Linked DNA regions of Homo sapiens: region 2 is linked to region 1. The links are chromatin contacts, found by Hi-C or POLR2A ChIA-PET in ENCODE. All regions are on one chromosome and are shown on one strand. The core of a region is the stretch at or near the end of the contact, and the rest is flanking DNA. Distances in the headings are between cores, read along the strand shown.

Evidence for each region. Hi-C counts contacts between places; a loop is a spot of excess contacts on that map. ChIA-PET counts read pairs that join two places held with the same protein, here RNA polymerase II (POLR2A). Pooled maps may share reads with other maps.
Region 2: a loop to region 1 is called in a pooled map, with 2.4 times the contacts of the local background. The contact joins the enhancer-like site here to the promoter of SLC11A2 in region 1. A Hi-C loop is called at or near these places in 1 of 50 pooled maps. POLR2A ChIA-PET finds 5 or more read pairs at or near these places in 3 of 52 experiments (H1, activated B cell and activated CD4-positive, alpha-beta T cell).

The regions. Positions count from the first base shown.
Region 1 is chr12:51,023,350-51,031,303 of GRCh38, forward strand. SLC11A2 (solute carrier family 11 member 2) reads right to left here and starts at 3,035. Exons shown (of 16, transcript NM_000617.3): 1 at 2,961-3,035. RefSeq lists enhancers at 1,995-2,608, 2,609-3,220 and silencers at 2,626-2,685, 2,696-3,415.
Region 2 is chr12:50,594,235-50,602,188 of GRCh38, forward strand. All of the region lies in intron 1 of DIP2B (disco interacting protein 2 homolog B), which reads left to right. Among named protein-coding and RNA genes, the nearest start is that of DIP2B, 93 kb to the left of the region's middle. Within about 2 kb of position 3,342, at least 13 of the 41 ENCODE cell types and tissues checked have a DNase peak (open chromatin) inside an H3K27ac peak, as active enhancers do.

The DNA.
Region 1 (7,954 bases), core at 1,785-4,284:
AGTGGGAGGATCGCTTAAGCCTGGAATGTGGAGGTTGCAGTGAACCAAGACTGAACCACTGCACTCCAGCCTGGGCAAGAGAGCGAGACCCTGTCTCAAAAATATAAAAATAAAGAATAAATGGCAGCAAGTAAGTGAGACATGGTCTGCATCTTCTAATTCATTATATTCCGCTCATTCAAATGCCCCTACCTTTTTTCCCAGAATGTTTTACTCAAACTACAGAGCCTCAGAGAGATGATAATAATGACAATATTAGGGCAGCAGACTTCCCTTTCTGCCTCAAACACACTCAGTTCTTTAAAGGTGTCATTCCCATGCCTCTCAGGGAAAAACAGATTACAAAGACATTGTCCTTCACTCTTACCAGGCCAACTTCCAACTTTAAATCCTAAAGAAGTATTAAACTGGTTGGGCACGGTGGCTGGCACCCAGGGGCTCAAGACAACCTGGGCAACCTAGTAAGACTCCATCTCCACAAAAAAATTTTTAAAAATTAGGGGTGGTGGCATGCACTTGTACTCCCAGCTACTAGGGAGGCTGTGGCAGGAGAATCACTTGAGCCTGGGAGGTCAACCCTGCAGTGAGCTGTGATCATGCCACTGCACTCCAACCTGGGTTACAGAGCCAGACCTTGTCTTGTGGGGGGTGGGAGGGGAAGTCTTGAACTCTCTTATTCCAAAACTAAACAACTAAACTTATACCAACTGCACTTCAACTAAATTTGGCCAGCATGCAGCTGAAGTAAGCAATGTTTTTTTTCATAAACTTAAAGTTTCTCATTTTCTGACTAGTTCCTAATAATGCTATGTGTATAAATAGCCGCTTCTTTGAAGGGAAGAATTAGAAGACAAAGCAGTCTTCCACTGGTGTATCCCAGATAGCACCACGAGAATATGAGAAGGCTTTTTAAGGCCATAGGAAGGGCAGATATCTGTCAGCAGACATTTGTACGTATGTGCATGGTGAGGAGGCAGAGAATAAAGATGTCTTTGATTCAACAACACTCACCCAAATTCTTAGCAATGAAAGTCAAACAAGAAAGATCTGGCAGGGCGCGGTGGCTCACACCACCCCAGCACTTCGGAAGGCCGATACAGGTGGATCACTTGAGGTCAGGAGTTCCAGACCAGCCTGGCCAACATGGTGAAACCCCGTCACTACTAAAAATACAAAAAAAATTCGCCAGGCATCAAGAGGCTGAGGCAGGAGAATCGCTTGAACCCGGGAGGCAGAGGTTGCAGTGAGCCGAGATCGCGCTATTACATTCCAGCCTGGGCAACAAGAGCGAAACTCCGTATCAAAAAACGAAAGAAAGAAAGAAAAAGATCCTACTTTGTAGATATAATTCTCTAACCTTCACTGAGTCATAACTGAACCAAAGCTGCCTACTAGCTTTGTAGAGTAATCCAAGGGACCACTGCTGATTTCCTAACATTAGAGTAAGATTAGATTCATAAGAAGCTTCCCCATTCCTTAACAAGAAGTGCTGCCAGGCTACCCAGAAATTCCCCTCCCGAGTCCCACTGCCATTCCGGAAACATGAGAAACCAAGTATGCTGCAATCATGGCCTTTTTAGTACTGGCTCCAAAATAAACTGAGTAGGCCAAGCAAGACTGTCAATGAAATACTGTCCAATGAAAAAATAAACAGCCGAAGGTTTCAGGTTTCATTTACCCAACACAGGTATCACAATAAATGACCTAGTATAATGATAGTTTCCAACCGTATTTAATAAAACAAACACGCAGCAGAAATCCTCTAGTCACATATAACTACACTATACCCTCAGATCAAAGTTAATGATGTCAATGGAAAGTATAGGCCGGCGGGTTCACTGGTGATAAGTCATGAGACTCTGAGCAAAGAATAAGTAATAAGGTTAGAATTCTTTAGAAGTGTTAAGGGGAAAGAAGGTAACAACAACAAAAACTCCTCCACATCAAGAGTTCTAAGTACTTTGTTGTTTATTAACTAATTTCATACCAACAACCCTGTAAGACTGATATTATCAATCCCCATTTTAAGTACGTGGAACAAAAGAAGAAAGAGGCAAACAACATGCTCAAAGATTTACAAAGCCAAGAAATCATGCGAACTGGTGGGGCTTCGGGTTCCAGAAGTCAGTGTAAACATAGCTTCTCCATTTTTCACCAACAGTCACTAAAATTGAGGCCAGCAAGTTTTTAGAAGCCTATCTCCCCTTGCAAACTCTCCTTCCATATAATTTTTGCTTTTGCAAGAGATGTCACATTTAAGCGGTAGCTTTAAAAGTGGGGACACATGAAACGCACAGCTGGGAGAGCCATCCAGCCCACTTACATATGTGCAATATCCCCCTGTAGAAAAACCCTGCTCATTGGAGCCTGGAATCCAGAGGGTCCCTGAGAGCTACACAAACAGCCTTAAAACCAATCTACCCACAATTACTGAGCCGCGTATGCAGGCTATTCACACAGAAGGCGCTCCCTGAAGTCGGTTAGGTTATAATGAGTCTTTTGTTGAAGCGGGGCGGCGGGAGGCCCCGGAGAGCAGCCCGGCCCCCTGCGGCGCCGACGAAGAGGCCACGAAAGACCTTGCCCTGTGCCCGTCGGCCTCTTTCGAGGCGTCGAAGCAGGTCAGCGCACCCCGACACAGGCCGGGCGCGCCATCCGGTGCAGCTGGGAGCTGGGCCATGTGTCCTAGGCCGCGGCGGGGAAGGGGCGAGACCCCCGCGACCTCCGGCGTTCCCTCCCTGCCCCCATCTTTGGGTCTTTCTCTGAATGGCGCGACTCCATCAGTCCTGGACTCTGGGCCTGAGGCCCTCCCTGGCCACACCTCCCCTCACAGCCCCGCACGGCGAGCCGGTGTCGCATCCTAGCCCCGGAGCCTGACCCCCGACACAGGCCCTCGAGCCGCCCCGCGCCCCTCCCTGCCAGCGAGCGGAATGCCGTGACCCCTGACCTTGCCTTCCCCTCACCTTACCAGCTCCGCAACCACCTGACACGCCGCCCCCGCGCCCAGGGCTCCATATTCCGGGAGCCAGCGCCACGCTGGCTAACGCCCTCCCCTCCCCGCGATTGGTCGACAGGACGGCAGCCGCACATCCCTATTGGCTGGAGTCCCTGCAGCGGCCGGGATGCGTGGCCCGCAGACCAGGGACCTAGGCTCCGCCCACGCGGAGTCTGGATGCGGCGGCCCCTGGGGCACGCGGCGGCCCCTGGGGCACCCGGCGGGAGCTGCATGCTGCCTAGTTGCTGCTTGCGTTGGCCAGACCCACACAGCCCCTGGACTGGGGAGCTCCAGTCCGCTAGCAGTCTGGGGACAGATAAGATTCCTGCCCTAGTTCGCCGTGGCGCCACGTTAGGTACTGACAATCAAGCTACGAGGTATAGCTCTATCCTGTAAAGGGTAGCCAGGCCAGGCGCGGAGGCTCACACTTGTAATGCCCAGCACTTTGGGAGACCGAGGCGGGAGGATCACTTGAGTCCAGGAGTTCGATACCAGCCTGGGCAACATAGTGAGACCCGGTCTCTACAAAAAATTTTAAAATTAGCCAAGCAAAGGCCGGGCGCGGTGGCTCACGCCTGTACTCCCAGCACTTTGGAGGGCCCAGGCGGGCGAATCACCTGAGATCGGGAGTTTGAGACCAGCCTGACCAACATGGAGAAACCCCGTCTTTACTAAAAATACAAAATTAGCCGGGCGTGGTGGCGCATGCCTGTAATCCCAGCTACTCGGGAGGCTGAGGCAAGAGAATCGCTTGAACCCGGGAGGCGGAGGTGCAGTGAGCCGAGATCGCGCCATTGCACTCCAGCCTTGGAAACAAGAGCGAAAACTCCGTCTAAAAAAAAAAAAAAATTAGCCAGGCATCACGGCGCCCGCCTGTGGTCCCAGCTACTCGGGGGCTGAGGTGGGAGAATCACTTGGGCCTGGGAGGTGGAGGCTGCGGTGAGACAAGATCGTGCCACTGCACTCCAGCCTGGGTGGCAGAGCAAAACCCTGTCTCAAAAAAAAAGGATAGCCACCTGGAAGGAACATTTCCTCGCGCCCCCAGAGCCACATCATAGTATCTGCTGCCCCACCAAGAGCACCCCACACCTGGGAGGAACCGAGAAACATCAGCTAGTGCAGCCAGTTTGACCGCCTTAGGTGTCCTCCCAAGCCTCCGTAGTGAATTGTTTTCCTCCTCGCCCAGCTGACTCGATTCTCCCCAGACTTCATCCTACCTACCCAAAAGCAATCCCACTCTATCGCCAGTTTCAGCCTCACACCGTATCTTTTGCTCTGAAGATGAGACTGCCAAACTGGTGAAGAGGGAATAAATGGCCTAACAAATTACCGTAATTTTCTGCAATGTCGTTTACAGCCACCAAAAACATTAGATCCTCCCGCCACCCTCACTCCCCGACCCCTCGCACTGCTTACAGCATTAAAGGTAATTGAGCTTCTTTATTCACGTAAAAACAGCTAGGAGAAAATTTCATTAGTAAGAGAGACCAAGAAATGAGGAAAGGAGCGTGAACTGCAAAGAGAAAAATCCAAATAAAGTGCGAAGTAAAAACAAACTCGGGGACCAAAAAAAAGTGGGGGGGGGGGGCTTGGCTTCCTGGAGCAGGTTGGTTTTCATACAGAATTTCTCCTGGAGAAAAAAGAAAATGCACAAATTAGTTCTGAGATTCTCGCTACAGTACATCTGTGGAGTTTCAGAAAGGTTTGATGAAGTTCCTCCAGATCGGAACCTTTCCTTTGGCAACTTCTATTATAACTAGAAAATAAAATTGCTAGAGCTGTACTTGTCACCCTTTCAGGTCTGCTCAGCTGGGCAGCTTCCCTGGGCTACTTACTTAGTTCACAGTGTGGAGCTGCCTCCGTCTTCAGCTGCTTCTTCCTCATGGTGCAGAACTAGTTTGACTTTCCCAATGCCAGCTCCTGCCTCTATATATGAAGACAAGTGCGCCTCCCTCAGTTAGATAAAGGGCACTTTTGGGTGCTCTAAGCAACACAGCTTTCTAAAGACGAGCAAGGAATTTCAAGAGGCAAACCACGCCCTCCAAAGCCTAATCAGATTTCATCTTTGACCTGTCGTGAAAAGAGAAGCATTATATATCTGCCACTCCTAGATATTAATTAACAATTTATTGAGTTCAAAAATTTTATTCTAAGATTTCATCTCTGTACCATTTGGCAGGAGCAAGAGTAGGTGGCAAGCCTGTGAGTGCCAGTGGTTGAAAGGGGTGGAGTAAGAAATTGCTTCCCTTCTCTGCTCCTCTTGGAGTGCAGCTGGTTCAGGCTCCACAGGTGCACTAGGACTCTGCTCCTCTGAGACGTGAGGTGAAACCATTAACCCCAAGCCTGACAGTGCACTTGTATTTTCCATATAGGTACGTGCAGCACTGAGGCAATTATGAGGAGTCTCAGAACGTGGGTGGAAATGCTGCCTGCTCTATTATCCCTCGGGATCTAAAGGACCCTCTGGCTTCAGCCTGGTCAATCAGTGATCCACGAGCAGACATCAGAGCCACGCAAACTCCGGACTTGGTGCCTGATGGAAAAGAAAAAGAAAGGAAAAAAACCCAGAGACTACAAGACAGAAGTCCAGGGCAAGCCTAGAATTTCTCAATCTGGGAGGAGGGGAGCTGAAAGAATGGGGAAATTTTGCCTCAGGGAAATAACTTAGACGACAAAGCTGCATAGGAGAAGCATTGGGGTGGCGTAAAATACAGGAGAGAAGAAAACAGTTTCTTGCAGGTAGCAGGCAGTTTTCTAGAAGTTTTCAAGAAAATCTGCTTAGTACCATAAAAACATAATAGCTTAGAATGGAAAAGAAAGAAAAGCAGTAATCGATTCAAATAAGTCAATGCAGGCTTCCAGCAAGTGGTTCTGGTTCCTACCTAGAACAACCATTGAGTCAGGAGAAAGAATTATGGATCTCCTGCCCAGGGATCCAGATGAAAGGTCTCTTTGCTTCAGGGCTCTCTTAATCACGAAAGTCAAATAACTACAACTTGACCTGTCTCCTGTCCTTGTTCTACATCAGGTAACTTCCCCAAGGCAAAGCTGTCTCTGCAGATTGGACTGGGGGCCAATTTGTTCCACTTGAAGGGAAAATAGAAGCACCTGTAAAATCACCCACGAACTAAAGTCTTGGCAGGAAAAAGCCTATTTGAGTTTAGGAATTCTTACCCTGGGCAACATAAGGAGACCCCCTCTCTACAAAAAATTTTAAAATTACCTGAGTGTAGTGGAACGTGCCTGTGGAACATCCCAGCTTCTTGGGAGGCTGAGGTGGGAGGATCATTTGAGGCTAGGAGGTCAAGGCTGCAGTGCGTCGTGATCACACCAGAGCACTCCAGCCTCTGCGACAGAGCAAGACCCTGTCTCAAAAAAGTGGGAGTGTAGAAGGGACAAAGAAATCTGTAACTGTTATGAGTGTCAGGTTTAGACTACGCCAAAGGTCATGTTGAGGTCCGGAGGTAGTGGGTGGATGAGCAGAAAGAACACTTGGGGAGCTGTAGACAGGTGAAAGATGATTTTATTCAGCAGCAGCTCTCATCAACAGCTTTCTCACACTGTCTGCCCTGTCTCGACTGCTTAGTCTGGCTCCCACATACAGTTGTGTGCCCCCTGCCTTCAGGGTCAGCAGCTTAACTCTCTGAGCATGAGCAAGCTGAGCTGTGTCCTGGCTCCCCTCCGTCCATCTGCAAAAAACACACTCCATTTTTGCCTTCTTGGTCCCCAATTTATACTTAAGAGTAACTGACAACCTTAATTGAATTTTTATTGTGTACCAAACGCTATATTTAACACTTCACAAGCATTAATCCTTGTAGTAGGCTGGCACAAAAATTCACGCCTGCAATCCCAGCACTTTGGGAGGCCGAGGCAGGCAGATCACTTGAGGCCAGGAGTTTGAAAACAGCCTGGGCAACATAGCGAGACCATGACTCTACCAAAAAAACAATCCTCATAATAAACTAATGGGGCAGGAAGTATTATTTATTATTATTCTCATTTTGCAAATTAGGAATCTGAGACTTGGAGTATAATTTGCCTAAGGACACAGCTAGTTAGTGGCAAAGCCAGGCTTTGAACACAAATCTGTTAGACCCACGAGCCAAGACTCAACCACCACACCATATTGGGACCTCCATCTTGTACACCTTAAACAATTCCCTTCCATTAAAAAATTGAGACAAGAATAACATAGGGTAGTCACAGAAGAACAGAAAACTCCAGGAGTTCAAGACTGCAGTGAACTGTGATCATGCAAATGCACTCCAACTTGGGCAACAGAGCAAGACCCTGTCTCTGAAAAAAAAAATTAAAAAAAAAAACAAAAAAAACCACTGTGGATTGCGGCCAGGCACAGTGGTTCACGCCTGTAATCCCAGCACTTTGGGAGGCCAAGGCGGGAAGATCCCTTGAGCTCAGGAGTTTGGGACCAGCCTGGCCAACATGGTGAAACCCTGTTTCTAATAAAAATACAAAAGTTAGCTGGGTGTGGTGGTAGGTGCCTGTAGTCCCAGCCACTTGGGAGGCTCAGGCAGGAGAATTGCTTGAACCCAGGAGGCAGAGGTTGCAGTGAGCTGAGATGGCACCACTTCATTCCAGCGAAAAAAAAAAAACTGTAGGTTGCAACCAGAATATTTTTTCTTTTCTTTTTTTTATTAAGAGAGCCCTGAAGCAAAGAGACCTTTCATCTGGGTCCCTGGGCAGGAGATCCATAATTCTTTCTCCTGACTCAATGGTTGTTCTAGGTAGTTGGACACAGCAAGAAAACAGGGTCTCCCTATATTGCCCAGGCTGGTTTCAAACTTCAGGACTCAAGGGATCCACCTGCCTTGGCCTTCCAAAGTGCTGAAATAAAACAGAATTTTTTTTTTTTTTTTTTCTGAGACAGAGTCTTGCTCTGTCACCCAGGCTAAAATGCAGTGGCGCAATCTTGGCTCACTGCAACCTCTGCCTCCCAGG
Region 2 (7,954 bases), core at 2,092-4,591, 430 kb before region 1:
TACCCAGCCTCCTTTGTTTCTTTTTAAATGTGAGGTATCAAAGCCCAACCAACCCTTCTCCACTGCCTCAATAATTAAGAGCACAGAAACAGATGTCCTGAGTTTGAATATGAACCATGACATCTTTAGCTATTTTCTCTTTGATATGAATTCCCATACCTATAAGAATAGTGTTTACCTCAAGGGATTTTATGAGAATTATTTTAGGTTTAATTTTATTGATGAGGCCTTTACAAGAAAAGAAACTCTTTTGTATTTGGCTGATGTTTCGGTTCAGTTTAGAATTCAGCAGAATTTTCTTTAATTTTGTAAAGTCAATACGTATTAGTGTTAAGCTTGGTACGTGTATTACCTCATATGATATAGTTTAGGACTTACATAACAGTATACTGCATTTATATAAGTGTGAAGCAGCTTACATGATCAGATTATTAATTGAGAGTTCAACATTAATTGTCAAATAGGAAAAAGTCATCGAAAATATCAAAATATATTTAAAAAGTTTAACCCACCTCTAATATTACATATTAAAAGATATTTATGGTTTTATATATAATAAAATGTGCGTTGCTAGTCTGTCTTGGTATTATATCAGTTTATATGTTTTGCTGTTTTTATTTCACATTACTAGTTTTTAGGTAGCGTTATCTGGCTTATTTTAACAATGTGAAATAACTGTCAGGTTTGAATGACAACTCTTAATGGGCTTGTCCTGCAGATTCCAAGATTCACCTTTTTGCATTTAACTGTAATGTAGTACTATGTGCTTTGACATTTTCTTTTTATTGAAAGAAATATCTACTTTGAATAACATGATATGTTTTAAAAATGATTTTCATACTACTGTTAAGTTAAATTGGCCATATAAATTAAGCTCAAGCTTGCATTTTAAAAGGAATAAACACATTCACAGCCATTGGCTCTAATAATGAGAGCAAAACCATGCTGACTCTGGTGATGCGTGTTTGCAAGCTAGTCGTGCACACAGTCGTACATTCTCTGACCCTTTGTGTGGTGGTGAATCTGTTTAGCTAGGAGAGTAAACTGGTAAGGTTTTTCATTTTTTAAAAATTTATTTATTTATTTATTTGTTTTGAGACAGGGTCTCACTCTGTCACCAGGGCTAGAGAGCAATGGCTCCCGATCACAGCTTAGCTCAACTGCAGCCTCAACTTGCCTCCCACTTCAGCCTCCCTGGGTAGCTGGGACTACAGGCATGCACCACCACACCTGGGCTTTTTTGTAGTTTTTGTAGAGGTGGTGTTTCACCATGTTGCCCAGGCCAGTCTTGAACTCCTAGGCTCAAGCAATCTGTCTGCCTTGGCTTCCCAAAGTGCTAGGATTACAGGCATGAGCCACTGAGCCCAGCCAGTTTTTTATTAACAGAAAGTATCAAGTACGTCAAGATTATATTTAATGTGGCCATTGAGGAGAATACTACATACATGTTCCTCTAGAACAGTTTTCTTACTTTGTGACAGTTGAACGTATTCAGCAACAAGTCTGTGTATTGATTTACATTATAAAATAAGCCATTTATTCATAGAAGTAAAATCTCCCATGGACTCAAGTAAAAATGTATGAGAAAGTAAATAAATAGCCTCTGGCACGTGACCTCCTGGGAATATATTGAAGTGCTCCCACCGTCTCCTCCTCCACTCTCAGTCTTGCCTTATCACCCTCAAGGAGTAGGATTTCTTTGTACCTTTGTGATCTCCAGTAGTTCCTGGAACATATCTTTCTGCTGTATGTAAGGAATTTATAATGTTCAGTAAAGCAGAATAATTTGATCATACTTTGCCAATAGGTGCTCCCATCTTCATGTAGTATTCTAGTCTGAGAAGTCCATGGCTGTAAGACTTTGGTTCATGTAAGAAGAATTCAAGGTCATTTATGAGTGCTTTGTAGTTGAAGTTCCATGTTTCCAAATTTACTTGTAAGTAAACTTAGTATATCGAAAGGAGTCTTTAACAGGGATAGAATTGTTTTAGAAGTATAAAAGTAAGAATTATAAGTAGAAACAAAAAATAAAAAATTGGGAGAGGGTCTTATGACTCAGTTTTGACTGTATGAGTTTGGTTGTCTCTCTTGCATGGTGGTAAAAACAGATTAACAAAAGAACAGGTATGGATGGTTGGAGGCAGGTCGTTAATATCCATAGCCAGTCTGGGCTGTGGAATCTTAGAGCTTTTCTGCTCATCTCTTCCTAATGGCTGTATAAGTGCCAGACCAGTCTGAGCTTCACTTTTGACCTGTCTCCAGGACTGGGAACCTCTCAGAAGGTTGACCTGGTTTGGATGATCCTAAAAGAGACAGTTTTCAAGTGGAATTAAAATAGACAGAATTCATGGCCAGGTGCCGTCACTGACACTTGTAATCCCAGCACTTTGGGAGGCTGAGACAGTGGATTACTTGAGCCCAGGAGTTTGAGACCAGCCTGGGCAACATGGCGAAACCCCACCTCTACCAAAAATTCAAAACTTAGCCAGTCTCATAACCCAGTCTCTAAATAAATAAATAAACAGATGAAAAAAATAGACTGAGAATTCGGTAACTAAGGAGTTGGATAACCCAAGATATTTAGATAAATCTTATTTACGTGTTTTTAAAAATAGCTGTCACTTGTCTTGGTTAGTTATATTTCCTTAAAACTTGGTGGTTATTACTTTTTATGAAAGAATCATTAGTATTTACTTTAAATGTAGTCAGATATTTATATGAGTAAATATTTCCACTAACTTCTTTTAGAAATTTAAATTTTAAAAGAAATAATTTAGTTTTTTTGTTATGTAGGTAGGGAAACTTACCAATTTCCCCAGTCTTTTGTGAATTCTATGGCCTTTTAGGCAAAACAAGAATATATACCCAGAGACACCATTTATACCAAGGCACTCCACTACACAAACTCTTCTGCACCTTGTTTTTCACATAATTATCTTAGAGAACTTTCCATGTCAACATATGTAGATTTACTTCATTCTTTTTAAGGGCTCAATAGCACATGTTGGAATGGGGAAACTATTAATTATTTGACAACATAACTACTTAAATCATTTAAAAAATATTTTAAGAAAAGGCATTTGAAAATCTGGCATCTTATATTGAAATCTTTGGATCTTTGTCAGTATCATAGTACTTCATCTAAATAATTTTCTTAGTTTATCCATTGGGCAAATAACTGGAGTACGCAGACAGCAGCTATCTCACTTTTTTGATTATTCTAAACAGGGAAAAGGTTAAAAATAAGAGTGTTACCTTAATATAGCACCATTAGGTGGTGCTGAGCCCTTCTATGCATGGAGGAGCGTTAATACAAACGAGCATCACTTCTTTGAATCAGAGGATGGGATGCGTGTTGTCTGATGGATCTGGGGGAGTTTGAGAGGAGGAGAACACAGCACATGGGAGTCAGTGAGGGTGGCTCATGCACATTTCCTGTTCAGTCCTTGACTGAGTCACAAGTGATACAGACTGGCAAGTGTGTGATGACTGCCGACTCCTGTTTAGCCGAAACAACAGAGTGCTTTAATAGTATTTTAGAGCTGCTTTTTTTGTAATTACATTTTCAGTCTTTGTGCACATAAAGTATGCATTAAAGTGAATTCTCACAATTAAGGAGAAGGATGAAAACTGAACAGTCAAGTTCTTTTGATAGTTTTACTCATTGGCTGAGCTGTTTTCAGTCTTTCAGATTTCCTTTTCTTTATGCAAACTTAGTGAGATAAAGTGAGCACGCTTGCTGAACTGAACGGGGTCACACTTAATTCCTTCAGGTTGGGTCCAGAGCAGCCATATGACTGACTGATGTAAGTTTCAGAAATAACTCAAGTAATTTCTAAATATGAGTTTGATTTAGTTTCTTTAATGCCGTCAAGTCATTTGCACCTACCCCACTTTTGCATTACTGAGCAAAGGACTTTTTCTCTTTCCTTTAGAGGAAGGAGAGACCAGGAATCCTGATCATTTATAAAAACTGGGTTAGCCACATAATTAAGGTAATAAGGATGATACTGTCTTGGAAACATTGGATTCAACCTTCATCACAAGATGTGGCCTTCTTGAATATATATATTTAAAAAAAGTTAAGTAGTTTTAATTCTAGACTTACACCCTTAGGGAGAATCTTAACACAAGTCCTTTTGTTGGCCTGCCTTCTGTTCCTCCCTCACACTACCCTCCTTTTCCCTCCCTCAACCCCCTGATTCCATCCTCTTCCTCTTAGAGACTTCTGGAACATATTATTTTACCTGGCTTTTCCACTACTTCTCACATTGCTCTAAAATGTATCCTTTTGCAACACCAAATTCCTCGTGACTGCCACTGCGTCATCTCTCTGGTCATCTATAAATGGATGCTTTTACAAAGCAGCCTGCTCTCCTTTCTCTAATGAGAATATAAAACATCTCCTTTCCCTTTTTTATTCTTTCTTTCAGTTGCAGCTTTGATGATAATCCTTTACCAGCATCTTCCAAGATGTCTTCAGATCCCCTTCCCTCCCCTCCCCCCTCCCCCCTCCCCCTCCCCTCCCCTCCCCTCTCCCCTCCCCCTCCCCCTCCCCCTCCCCTCTCCCCTCCCCTCTCCCCCTCCCCTCTCCCCCTCCCCTCTCCCCCTCCCCTCTCCCCCTCCCCTCTCCCCCTCCCCTCTCCCCCTCCCCTCTCCCCCCTCTCCTATCCTTTCCCATTGAGTGGACACATTTTTGTCTTTCTTTTGGGTAGATTCCTAGAAGAAGTATTGGGTCAACACATATAAACATTAAAAAAAAAAAAAACTCTTGGCTGGGCACAGTGGCTCAGGCCTGTAATCCCAGCACTCTGGGAGTCTGAGGTGGGCAGATTGCTTGAGTCCAGGAGTTCAAGACCAGCCTGGGCGACATGGCAAAACTCCATCTCTACCAAAAAAATACAGAAATTAGCAGGGCATGGTGGCCTGCACCTGTAGTCCCAGCTACTCAGGAGGCTGAGGTGGGAGGATTGCCTAAGCTCTGGAGGTGAAGGTTGCAGTGAACCGAGATGGCACCACTTCACTTCAACCTGGGCCACAGAGTGAGACCCTGTCTCAAAAAAAAAAAAAAAAAATTAAAATTTAAAAACTCTTGAACAGGCTGAGCACGGTGGCTCACGCCTGTAATCCCAGCACTTTGGGAGGCCAAGGTGGGTGGATCTCCTGAGGTCAGGAGTATGAGACCAGCTTGACCAACATGGTGAAACCCTGTCTCTACTGAAAATACAAAAAATTAGGTGGGTGTGGTAGTGCATGCCTGTTATCCCAGCTACTTGAAAGGCTGAGGCAGGAGAATCATTTGAACCTGGGAGGCGGAAGTTGAGTGAGCCGAGATTGCGCCATTGCACTCCAGCCTGGGCAACAGCGCAAGACTCAGTCTCAAAAAAACAAAAAACAAAACAAAAAAACAACTCTTGAACACTGCAATTGTTTCCCCTGAAGGGATGGTCTGATTTCATTATTTCTTCATTTTAACCAGCTATTCGTATAATATAACATAGAAAGCTTGACAGGGTGTAATCATAGCCTTTGTCCAGGGAACTTGGAGTCACTGTTATTTATTAGTGTAACAGCTATTATCAACACCATTTCTATAAAAATTACCTGTTTTCTGCGATGGCAATAGGAGATTTTTGAGATTATGATCTTTTGTATTGTTTTGCTCTTTTCCTGATCATGTAATTTATGACAACAGTTCTCTAAGGACATCCGTATTTATATTCACATTCAACTGCTTCCATTTCCTGCAGCTCAACTGAGCAGGGAAAAAAAATTGAAATATTGAGAACCTTTGTTTTTAATTAGTAAGCTACCTCAAATGTCAGAGATGGTGCAACTTTATAGAATCAGAAAGAACTATTTTCATGATGGTAAGTAATTAACTTTTACTCATTCAGAGTAGGAGACAAGTAAATTCAAGAATCATGTATGTTTGAATTATATCTCTGCCCCCTCAGTCTTTATAGATAAAATCAGGACAGTTGATTTAGACATCTTTTGACATCTCAAGTGATATCCAAAACCATCCCTGGCCCCTACCAGCTAGTGTTGGATGAGGACAAAATATTTTCTGTGAATTCACTTTTTAAATTATTTAACTGTGTTGATACTAGAATAAATTGATTCCTGTTCTCCACAGAAATGTCCTTGTTGTAGCGTGCATAAATGTGGGTATCAATAATACTTTGCAAATGAGAAAGACAAATCTACCTGTTATTCATAAACTAGAGGTACTTCAGGTGTTGGGAGTGAAAATCTGTTCACTGGAGGCTGGGTAGGGTGCACCTGGCCTGGGATTACTGCCTGCAAGATCATCTTTCCCCCTGTTGGACAGCTCAGGAAAACATTCACTTATCTACTGAAAGAGGTAGATAAGTTTTTAAATCAGTGGCTTGTTTTTAGAATGGTTTCTGTAAAATCTGGGTGTTGGTACTTATTTTTTTCCCCTTCCAAAAATTACCTTTTAAAGATGAATGAGTGAGTGGGAGAAGTCTGATATTTGCTTTAGTGATAAAGCCTAGAACATGTTTATGTTTCTCAATTCATTGATTTGCATAGCTATTTCCTCTTCCTGGAGGGCTCCCCCTGGAAACCTCTTCCCAAGATATCTGTAGGGCTGACTCCTCCTGGTCTTACCACCATCACCACCATGACCACCATCACCACCACCACCACCACCACCACCACCACCACCACCACCACCACTACCACCACCACCACCAGGTGTAGTTCACATCTCACATTCTCAACTGGGTCTGCTGGATTGCCTGCCTCACCCATTGGAAGCCCTCATCCCTGCTCTCTTTTTCTAACTTTTCCTTAGTGCTTTCTACCTTCTATCATTCCATATAATCTGTTTATCTGTTATGGTATAATTTGTCTTGTTCCTTCAATCTAAGCTCCACAAGGGGACCCTTGTCTGCTTTGGCACATCCCAAGTGCCTAGACCAGTGCCTGACTTTCGTAGCAGGCCCTCAGCATTGGCCAAATGAGGGATTAGTAGTAATGTGTGTTTATGTGTATAGTACAAAGTGCGTGGAACATGATGACCAGGGAAAGTCTTTTCATTTAAAGGGTGTTTGCTATATATATCTATATATTTTTTTGTTTGTTTGTTTGTTTTTTTTTTAGACAGAGTCTTGCTCTGTCACCCAGACTGGAGTGCAGTGGCGCGATCTCGACTCACTGCAAGCTCCGCCTCCCAGGTTCACGCCATTCTCCTGCCTCAGCCTCCTGAGTAGCTGAGACTAGAGACGCCCAGCTAATTTTTTTCTTTTGTATTTTTAGTAGAGATGGGGTTTCACTGTGTTAGCCAGGATGGTCTCGATCTCCTGACCTCGTGATCCGCCCACCTCGGCCTCCCAAAGTACTGGGATTACAGGCGTGAGCCACCGCGCCCGGCAGCTTTTTATATTTTATGTAAAATATTTTACATTTTTTTTTTGTATTTGGTTTTTATACTTTAGCCAGTTCGTGAACACTCCTCTTCCTTCTTTAGGCTGTTTTTGTTGGCCTTCATAATGTTTCTGTACATTCTTACTATATCTGGCTTTGTATTTAACCTGTTGTTTTTATTTTAGCTGTTAAATCTTACCCTATCTCATGCCCAGCTTCCAATGACCCCAGTCTGTTTGCATGGGAGTTTGGTGCTAGGCACCATCTTCACCCCTGTGTTCTGTGCTCCATCCAGTCCTGGTGTGCATAGTTATTGCTCCAGTTGTATAATTCAACATTCTCATTTTGTGATCAGAGAGCAAAAATTCTTTCTCATGTTATTAGCCACTCAGGGTTGAATTACAAAGGAACTCTTGGGGTTTTGGAAGTCCCGCTTGTCAGCTTTGGTCAGGTTCATGTAATTCAAACCTCAAGCTTGTATATTAATGTACTGAAGTAATTCCCACCTCTTCCCTCTTACGAATCTACTAATAGAACGAGATGTAGCAGGGCCTTGCAC